2 separate regions of the Mus musculus genome follow, and region 2 is linked to region 1. A link is a loop called in an ENCODE intact Hi-C map of the cell type or tissue named here. Cell type or tissue: left cerebral cortex. All regions are shown on one strand. Each heading gives the region's core, and the rest is flanking DNA. Links, peaks and the distances in the headings are about the cores only.

Region 1 (5,379 bases), core at 300-5,299:
TATCTGTGGAGGCCTGTTTTGTGACCAATTATGTGGTCAGTTTTGGAGGAGGTACCACGTAGTGCTGAGAAGAAGGTATATCCTTTTGTTTTAGGATAAAATGTTCTGTAGATATCTATTAAATCCATTTGTTACATAACTTCTGTTAGTGTCCATGTGTCTCTGTTTAGCTTCTGTTTCCAGGGTCTGTCCATTGGTGAGAGTGGGGTGTTGAAGTCTCCCACTATTATTGTGTGAGGTGCAATGTGTGCTTTGAGCTTTACTAAAGTTTCTTTAATGAATGCCCTTGTATTTGGAGCATAGATATTCAGAATTGAGAATTCATCTTGGTAGATTTTACCTTTGATGAGTATGAAGTGCAGCTGTCTTCTTTTAGGTTTGTTGAAGGATTACTTTCTTGCTTTTTCTAGGGTGTAGTTTCTGCCCTTGTGTTGTTGTTTTTCCCTTTATTATCCTTTGAAGGGCTGGATTCATGGAAAGATATTGTGTGAGTTTGGTTTTATCATGGAATACTTTGGTTTCTCCATCTATGGTAATTGAGAGTTTTGCTGGGTATAGTAGCCTGGGCTGGCATTTGTGTTCTCTTACAGTCTGCATAACATCTGTCCAGGATCTTCTGGCTTTCATAGTCTCTGGTGAGAAGTCTGGTGTAATTCTAATAGGCCTGCCTCTATATGTTACTTGACATTTTTTTCTTACCGCTTTTAATATTCTATCTTTATTTAGTGCATTTTTTGTTCTGATTATTATGTGTTGGGAAGAATTTCTTTTCTGGTCCAGTTTATTTGGAGTTCTGTAGGCTTCTTGTATGTTCATGGGCATCTCTTTCTTTAGTTTAGGGAAGTTTTCTTCTATAATTTTGTTGAAGATATGTGCTGGCCCTTTAAGTTGAAAATCTTCATTCTCATCTACTCCTATTATCCATAGGTTTGGTCTTCTCATTGTGTCCTGGATTTCCTGGATGTTTTGAGTGAGGATCTTTTTGCATTTTGCATTTTCTTTGATTGTTGTGCCCATGTTCTCTATGTAATCTTTTGCACCTGAGGTTCTCTCTCCCATCTCTTGTATTCTGTTGCTGGTGCTCACATCTATGGTTCCTGATTTCTTTCCTAGGGTTTCTATCTCCAGAGTTGTCTCACTTTGGGTTTTCTTTATTGTTTCTACTTCCCTTTTTAGGTCTTGTATGTTTTTGTTCAACTCTATCACTTGTTTGGTTGTGTTTTCCTGTAATTCTTTAAGGACTTTTACCTCTTTAGCAGTGTTCTCCTGTATTTCTTTAAGTGAGTTATTAAAGTCCTTCTTGATGTTCTCTATCAGCATTATGAGATATGATTTTAAATCTGAGTCTTGCTTTTTGGGTGTGTTGGGGTATCCAGGACTGGCTGAGGTGGGAGTGCTGGGTTCTGATGATGGTGAGTGGTCTTGGTTTCTCTTAGTAATATTCTTACGTTTGCCTTTCGCCATCTGGTAATCTCTGGTGTTAGTTGTTATAGTTGTCTCTGTTTGGAACTTGTTCCTCCTGTGATTCTGTTAGCCTCTGTCAGCATTCCTGGGAGTCCAGCTCTCTCCTGAGTCTCAGTAGTCAGAGTACTCTCTGCGGGCAAGCTCTCCTCTTGCAGGGAAGGTGCACAGAGGTCTGGCATTCAGACCTGCCTCCTGGCTGAAGATGAATGCCCTGCCCAAAACAGGGCCTGTCCCAGAAGCTATGTTGCTTCTGCAGTCTGGGAGCTGACCTGCGCAGACTGTCTCTGAGGGACCCGGGACACAAGATGGCTCCCTCACCTGCTCCAGCAGTCAGAGCCCTACCAGGCAGACACCTCTCCTCTGACAGGGAAGGTGCCCGGATGTCTGGATCCTGAAACAGGGTCTGTTCCAGAAGCTGTGTCGCTTTTGCAGTCCTCACTCTCACGGCGCAGACTGGTCTCTGAGGGACCCAGGACACAAGTTGGCTCCCTCCCCTGATCCCGAGATGATATCTTTAAGCCAGACATCTTTGAAGTGGAAAGGTTTATAGTGTGTGTGTGTTACACATGTATACATTCTCCTATAGGGTTGCTTTTCTCTACCTTATTTTATTTATTTATTTATTTATTTACTTATTTTTGTTTTTTCAAGAAAGAGTCTTTCTCTATAGCCCTGGCTGTCCTGTCTTTGTAGACCAGGCTGGCCTTGAACTCACAGAGATCTGCCTGTCTCTGCATTCTGAGTGCTGGGATTTAAAGGCATATTCCACCACTGCCCAGATATAATTTACATTTAATTATCTTTGTGTATCTGTGTGTATGGACATCTGTCATGGTATATGTGTTTAAGTCAGAGGGCAGCTTGTGGGAGTCAGTTCTCTCCTGTGTGGGTTCAGGGACTTGAACTAAGGTTGTCAGGCTTGGCTCTGAGTACCCTTAACCTACTGAGCCCTCTACTGGTCCCTCTGCCTTATTTTTTGAGACAAGGTTTCTCACTGAACCTAGATTCACAATTCAACAGGACAGGACAGGACAGGACAGGACAGGACAGGATAGGACAGGACAGGACAGGAAGTCTCCAGAATCTGCTTGACATTGGCCCCAGCCCTTCACCCTGAGAAGTCCCATGGGTGCCAGGGCTCTGCATTTGGTCTCTCAGGCTTGCCCAGCCAGCACATCCTTCCCTACCAAGCTACCTCCTCAGCCTTAAATTTAAAAATTCTTATAGGTGGGGGTGGCAGCGTGTGTGTGTGTGTGTGTGTGTGTGTGTGTGTGTGGTGTTCTTACTGTTGATAAAAATAGTCTAAGAAACAGCTTGGCTTTTGTAGAAATCTTGGAATTCTAGAAAGCAAGCCTGCAGCTTTCACGGAATGTGACTAAGCAGTTGGGGGGGGGGGAGAGAGAAAGTGTTCTATGATCTCTTCTGGTGGCCCAGACCCCCTATCCCCTAGTCACGCCCTTATCTGCCTGACCCCCAACATCAATTATGAGTAGGCTCATGAGTTGGTTTTACTGTAAGAACTGATAGAAATTGCTGTGGACCATTTCTGAGGCTGTTTTCTGATTCTCTAGAAGGTTCTGTGTGCATGCTGGAGACCTAGAAGAGGTTAAGTCTCTGGTCTGGGGAGCACACAGAAAACCCGGGAACAGACAGAGATCTGGAGGCTCTATAAAGAAGGGAGTGGACCAGCTGTTCTAGAGTCCTGGCTATGCCGGGTGCCAAACCTTGTCCAAGAAACCTGTCATGTTGGAGGTCCATCCTGGGCACTCAGTGCAATCCTGACTCATATGACCTAGGTCCCATCTGAATTCACATAAAAAGTACAGCCCCTCAGATCCAAGTAAGCACACATGGAAGACATGGTAAGCCCATCTTTTGTCATTCCCCTTTCGAGAGGCATGTCACAACAGTGGATCAGTGAAATAGTTCACCAGTGCTGTTGTTAAGGAACGGAACAAATCACAAGGGTGTGTATCACTATGGATCTAACCACCGTGGGCTAAACCACGGATCTCAGGAGATAGACACAGAGAGACTGCCCCCAGGAACTTGTTTGGCAAGATTGTACACAGACCAGCACACACACACACACACACACACACACACACACACACACACTAGCACAGAAGCTTAATGCACTTGAGTTTGGGAGAGAAGTAGGGCACACTGGCCAGGACTGGATTTTGAAGGACAGTACAGACTCCACTTCCGAGACTAACTGGTAGGGAGGGGCACTGATAGGAGCCTGGGAGGAAACTGAGCAGATAAAGAGAAAGCTGGGCCACTTGCAAGTTTGTTATTAGCCGGATGCCAAGACAATGGCTCTCGGGCTGGGTGTGGAGTCAGTTGGCAGAGTATTTGCATGGAACCCTGGCTTGATCAGCAGTGTGGCATCAACTGAGGTGAGTGGCACACACTTGCAGGCCTAGCATGAGGGAGGTGAAGGGAGGAGGAAGAGAAGTTCAGGTCATCCTTGACAACATCCAAAGTTCCAAGCCAGCCTGAGCTGGAGAGGTGACTCAGAGGTGAAGAAGAGCACTAGCAGCTCTTCCAGAGGACCTGAGTTCAGCTTTCAGCTTCATAGCTTCAGGCCCCCTAAAACCTTCTGTAACTCCAGATCCAGGGGGGTCTGACACATCCGCAGACACACATATACATCATTAAAAATAATATCGATAAAATCATTTATTCCACTGAGGGAGGTTTTGGCTTTTTGTTTATTTGGTTTTTGGGTGTTTTTTTTTTCTAATTTTTTATTGATTCTCTGTAAGTTTCACAGCATGTACCCCACTCCCACTGATCTCCCTTCCCTCCATATATACCCTCTGCCCTTGCAACCTGAAAAAAAAATCTCATTATGAAAGCTGCCATGTGTCACAGTGTGTCACAGAGTATGCCCTTCTGTCCACACATCTTGTAAATGTTCATTACAACGAGTCATTGGTCTGGTTCAAAGCCTCTGGCTTCTGCGACACCATCAATTCTGGATCCTCACTGGGACTCCTGGATATCCTGTTGTTGCCCTGTGTCATGAAGTTTCTGTAGCTTTGGTTCAGGACCAAAGGTTTTGGTTCAGGTGGTCACATGGTCCATAGACAATGACGCAGACCCCTGCTGCTGTAGGGCCACAGACCCAGACAGGCCAGGAGCTCACCGTGGCCTCAGGTGTCAGCCTAAGCGACTCACATCAGGCTGTTCCTCACTTCCCTCCAGGCTCCAGCTCTGCCTCTCTTCCTTGTGCCCACATCCTTCTGTTTCTCCGTCTTTCCCATCTCTCCACCATTTAGTTGCTCATCTTAGTGTCTCCTGGGCCTCTGGGTGTCTTCCCAGGAGATCTGTTTGGTTTTTTAGTGTTTTTTTTTTTTTGTTGTTGTTGTTTTTAAATGGGGCAAGTCGGGTTCCAAGCCTGTAGTGTAACCTCAGAAAAGCTGGTAATTTCATGACGTTTCTTTCACCAGCACATCTGGTCTGATATAATTTGCTAGAGGCGGCATAATCCCTTCACCACCAAGTGCTAAGTGTCTACGAGAGCAGAGTCTCTTGGGGTGTCTTCTTAGCACCGGGTGGTGGTGGGGCTGGGACTCCAGCTGGGAGAGATGCAGGACCTGTTTGTAGAGAGCCCTTTTATGCCTCCCTTTGGACAGCATGGGATTGAAGAGCCCTGTCTGGGCCCTTCTGGAGTTGACGAGGAGCAGGCAGAGAATCAGCAGCCAAACCCAGAGCCAATTGGCTGGCCATTAGATGGTTAATAGCTCAGTCCTGGAGAACTGAAGGGCTATAGCTATGGCAGGAAATGGCTTTCATGTTTTATCTCCTCCCCTCCTGGTGCTTGGTGGAGCTTTGAAACTCTGTAGCCTGGAAGGATCTGGGTAACACAGGACAGACCCTCAACCCAGGAGTAGGAGTCTGAGCAAG
Region 2 (5,379 bases), core at 320-5,319, 48 kb before region 1:
CAAGCTCCTCCTCTGGCTGATACCAGCCTTTACTTTTCAACATGAGATTCTGGGGGATTTCCAGTTTCTTAGGCACTGTGATTGTAGTACGATGATAGCCAAGGGAGAAACAAGTCACCCTTCAGAACATTGTCATTTCTGCCAGGACCATAAAAAAAGGTCTCGAAGTGTCCTTCCGGTGCCATGTTCCACAGACTAGTTTGACAGGTAGTCGTGAACCTGGGGGGATCAAGAACTCTATGAAGAGAGCTCAGCTATCTGGGCTTTGTCTGCTCTTCCAGGACATGTGAGACTATGGCATAAAGTCAAGCCACAGCAGCAGGCCTCGGGCTTTCAACATGAGCTAAACAGAGCTAAGGGAATATCTCCCCAAGGGCCAGTTGGTTCTTATCTTTCTCATGTTTTCCACACTGCCTTCTGTATGCAGCAGTGGTTCTCAACCTTCCTAATGCTGCGACCCTTTACCACAGTTCCTCATGTTGTGGTGACCCCCAAACCATAAAGTTATTTTAGTTGCTTCTTCGTAACTGTAATTTTGCTACTCTTGTGGATCTTAATATAAATATCTGTGTTTTCAAATGGTATCAGGCAACCCCTGCGAAAGGGTCACTTAACTCCCCAGATTGAGAACCACTGATCCGTAGGTTGGTGATTCCCAAAGTACTTGGTACCAGCCTCACCCATCTGGGGTGTGGTGGCCAGCCTCCCTCCTTGCTCTGGGTCACAGGTCTGGGTGGAGCTTGGAAAAGTGCAGCACTCACAAGCTCTGCAGGTGAGCCAACAATCAGACAGGTGTGGAGCCATCTGTAGGAAGCAGCTGCTAACAGGCTCCCTTCTTCCCAACTCTTGCTGAGCACAGGTGGGGCGATTCGGCACAAGTGGTCCTAGAAAACCATCTCAAAAGCCTCCTGGTTCTCTGGAGCGTTGGAGGGTCAACGAGAGGCAATAGGGGCAATGCTCTGCTCGAGCATGCACACTACTCTGATTCTGCATTCGGAACACAACACTCCCCTCCCCCAGCTCTCTCCGTCCAGATGCCCACATGGCCAGCTCCTTGCTCTGCCTGCCCTTTGAGGCTTTCTGTAATAGCACTTGACCTAGAATCTGCCTTCTGCCTGGCCGCAAGGGATTGTTTGCAGACCTGCAGGAGGGCTAATAAATAAATGATGGGCTTCTTTCTGGCCACTGGAACCCATCTCAAGGTCAGCGATCTTGCAGAACAGTGGCTTCACAGGGCTTGCTGAGATTAAAAAATCATCAGCTCCCACTAACCACATCCTCTCTCTCTCTCTGAAACTTCGAAGCTTCCCTGCTGCAAAAAGGGAACACAATTAAGGCTCGATAAAATTTTAATAGCAGGAATTATGCACTCGGCAACCAGCCTACAATTAGCTGTTGCTATGCTACGGGCAGAACCTAATCACGATAATGAGGCAAACAAAGGGAGGGAATTAATCAGGGCTATAAGGTTAGTGCTCAGCCCGTTCTATCTCAGAGCACTGACTTCTGAAACACAGCAGTTGGGCCCCTGGGAAATCTTGGGCCTGTGCAAGGTTAGATCAGCTGATGTGTGTATATCGAGTGTGTGTGTGTGTTCTCCTGAGCCAAGAAGACCATGTGCAATTTATGCCTACCACCATGATGTTTTTGCATCTATTAAAAAAAAAAAAAAAGATAATTCCCTACCCTCTGCTGGAAGCCATAGCAACCCTGCAAAAGAAGAGATCATTCTGTAGGTTGAAAACCCTACAGTCTAAGGCAGCTATTCCAAGTGAAGTCCTTGGCTCAGGACTGCACCTGGGAGCTGTTAGAAATGCAGAAACTTGGGGCTGGAGAGACAGCACAGCAGTTAAGAGTGCAAAACGCTCTTGCAGGGGATCAGACCTCTGTTCCCAATACTCACGCTGGGCAGCTTATAGCTGCCTGCAACTCCAGCTCTAGGAGAGCTGATGCCTTCCTTCTCCAGGACTCCTAGGGTGGGCACACGTATATACATGCACACGAACACTCATGAACACACACACACACACAAAACTTTTTTCAATCTTAAAATAACAGGAAGAAGACACAGGATCTCAGGTTGTTCTGGCCTCTTGAGTTACCCTGAATTGTACCCAAATCATTATGTGGTTTCTGTGTACACTGAGTGTGCATAGAACCTGCCTGTTCTGCCAGGTAGCAACCTAGCTGTAATAACTGTTTTACTGTAACTGTGATCTCTGCCTGATTCTGAACGAGGCATTCAACCCACATGATTAGTTTGTTTGACCATTTGCAATCATTAAGTGGTAAACAAGCCGGCTTCCCGTCCAGCGGGAGAGATGTCCTGGTAGAGACCGCATCAAGTTCATACAGCATGAGGAGCTCTGCCTACTACGGACAAGAAAGGGATGATGTTCAGAGAGGCTGGGAAGCATCCAGCTCACTGATACATCAGGAGGGCATAGAGTCACAACCCCAGCATTTTCTCACTCCTGGGCTCTTTATTAGCCTACAATGACTCCTGTCACATAGACACAGGGGGAGCAAAGACAACTATACCTCAGCCAAGGATATTAAAAAGGATCACGAGTATGTTTTTAAAAAGTAAACAGAAGAGTCTCAGGTGACAAACACCTGTAACCACAGCGCCTGGGCTGTAGAAGCTGGAGGACCGTGTGCTCAGGGTCATAAGTGGGAGGTGACACGAGACGGAGGAGGTAGTGTAAGACTCCGGGAGCCTTAGCTTACCAGGGAGCCCCTGAGTGAACCACGTGAAGCCGGGATCCATGCAAAAAGCAAGAGGAATTTATTGTTCGAGTGCACCGGGGTCGTCCCATACCCAAAGGAGAGGCAGCGACCATCAGCACCTGTTCGGCGAGTTTTTACATGGTTTCCAGGGGCAGAATAGAGCATCAGCAACTAGGCACAATATGATTGGCGGAACAGTGCACCCTTTAAACTGATTGATCTTTAGGGAATGAAGTGACAAGGACTTCTCTTGTCTGAAGGTGGGCAACGGTCAGTCCTGCAGAATGTGTCCCCACCCGCAGGTCTGTTCTGCCCTGTTGTTGAGAAATGTTAATTAGCCTCTCCTTTCAGAGGGGCAAGTGTTTCGTGATCTTCCCAAAGTTCCTAAGCTGACCTTTTCAGTAGTATGTGGCTGGCATTTATATAAGCAGTGAGATCCTTCAAAGGGTGTGTGTGTGTGTGTGTTGCACTTGGTGTGTTCAGCTATCACAAGAGGACGTCTATCATTGTATAACTCTCTGCTTATCTTTTGAGTCCGGATCTCTCCATGAGCTCAGAACTAACATTTTCTCAGAAAGGCAGGAAGCCACTGAACTTCAGTGATCCTCCTGCCTCCATACCTGCTCAGAGTTGGGGTTATATACAAGCAAAGGACACCTTGCTCTTCTCCTTACATGGGTGTTGGGATCTGAATTCCAGTTCTCATGACTGTACAGCACACTCTTGACCACCAAACCATTGCTGCAGCCTGATCAGGACTTTGTGGGGTTTTGTTTGTTTGTAGCCTTAATGGTAGAAAGACACCGAGGTGGCATTATCAGCTTGAGTAAAGCTCTACCCGAGGATAGCAGGGCTAATGAGAACACTCACATGACCCATGTGTTCCTGTGTCAGGTAGGGTTGGACTGGAGCATCTTTGAATGTCAAGGTAAGGGTTCGGACTTCACTGAGAGTTGGTGAGCTGGCAGCATGACCTCTCTAGAAAGCTCTGCCCTGGCTTTTTTTTCTTTTTTTTTTTTTTTTTTTTTTTAGCTTTATAGACAAGCCAAAGAAAACCTGAAAGCCTGGAGTCATCATGGGGTCTTGGAGACCAAAGAGGAAGAAGAAGCAACAAGATCCCGTGTAAGAAAAGGGGTGGGGCCCACTGGGGGATGGGAGTCAGTCCAGGCTCCGGCTCCAGCCTCAGTGAGTGAGAACAGAGGGAGAAAGCTGACTTGGGGAGAGGCAGAGGTGTGCTTTGAGATATCATACAAAGGATGTGACTTCTAGCCTCCAACAGGATCACAGCTCATCCAACAACTGTTTACCGAGGTGCAAGGCAGGGCAGGGCAGAGGAAGACTCCACAGAGTTTGGAGAGCTTTTGATGCTGCTTATAGCAATTTGCTCCTTATAGAAATTTGGCAAGTCCTTGTCACTGGGCTCAGGAGGAAGAAGTAGGCTCTGATAAGAATATTCCCATTTGGGCTGATGCAAGGATCAAGGTGAATACAGTCAAGGGATGTGTGATTTCAATTTTGTCTTGGTGATCCTGATAAGCCCCCAGACCCAGTGACTTGGGGACTTGGCTTACTGCTTTGTTTGATTGCTACCTGGTGTGATCTCTTGGTTCTTTGCCTTGTTTGATCACTTTGTCTCTGATCTAAGGACTGATCCTATTCTCTGCTAGTACCTAGCATGGTGTAAAAGCTGACTGGGAAAACTTAAAGCCACTTCCGCCTCAGCACTGGCTGGAGTCAGGTTATAATGTTTGTCTAATTGTCTTTTTCTTTTCAATCCTCACTCCTGCGCTCCAGACCCTGTTCACTGACTGAGCTGGCTTGGTCAACAGAGAGCAGCAACAAGGATAGCTAACCTCAGCTGGGTGCCTCGTGTAGGTCTCAAGCTCAGGGCCTTACAACATGTGTCCCCTGACACTTACAAGTTTTAAAGTGACTTATCACCCCAGGACTCTCACTCTCAGCTGGCCGTGTACATTTTCTAGGGAGCTTTAGAAATATAAGAGCTTGAGGCCTACACCTCCCAAAGATCTGTGCACTGAGTTGGATGAAGGTTTCTATGTAAAGCTCCAGGGGTCTCAGCTAAGCCTCCAGTTTCATCAAAGACCACCAGAGACATATCAACAGTTATACCAGTGGAGTTATTACTCATGGTGGGGTGGAGGCAGGCACACACAGGAGCTGTGAGAGAGTGTTCTCTTCAACAGAGGGCATAGGAAAGAACTGGTTCTATAATGTGGGTGCTGGTGGCAAAGCTTGTAAAGGAGGCTAATAGGGAAGTCAGGGGCTGGTCCAGCCTGGATATCAGAAAGCAGGGGAAGGAAGGGGCTGGGGAGATGGCTGAGTGGGTGAACTGCTCGCTGGGTAAGCATAAGGACATGAACTCCAGGTGAAAGGCTGGGTGATATGGTCAGTGCCTCTATCATTCCAGGGGTGGAAGTTGGAGCTAGGAAACTCAGGATGCTTGCTGAAGCCAGGCTAGTTGATCTGTGAGCTTCAGGTTCAATAAAAGACCCTGTCTCAAAAAGTAAAAAGGAGGGGCTCCGAGTTAAGAGCACTTGCTACTCTTGAGAAGGAACTTAGTTCAGTTCCCAGCACTCACTTCAAGCAGCTCAAAACCACTTGGAGCTCTAGCTCAGGGCATCTGGTGCC

What was found. Peaks named below come from ENCODE experiments on the same cell type or tissue, not always from the same donor. Only the 100,000 strongest peaks of a DNase experiment are listed, where the experiment ranks them.
Region 2: it touches region 1 in a loop (2.1-fold over the local background); 3 of 42 quality-filtered maps call a loop at or near these places.

The regions. Positions count from the first base shown.
Region 1 is chr9:62,227,505-62,232,883 of GRCm38, forward strand. No RefSeq gene overlaps it. Among named protein-coding and RNA genes, the nearest start is that of A730043L09Rik, 14 kb to the right of the region's middle. In left cerebral cortex, for the core only: a CTCF peak has its summit at 2,392 (motif pointing left); a DNase peak (open chromatin) is centred at 2,723; H3K27ac peaks cover 287 bases.
Region 2 is chr9:62,179,916-62,185,294 of GRCm38, forward strand. All of the region lies in intron 1 of Gm35227 (a long non-coding RNA gene), which reads left to right. Among named protein-coding and RNA genes, the nearest start is that of Gm35227, 16 kb to the left of the region's middle. In left cerebral cortex, for the core only: no CTCF peak of the experiment used is centred there; no DNase peak of the experiment used is centred there.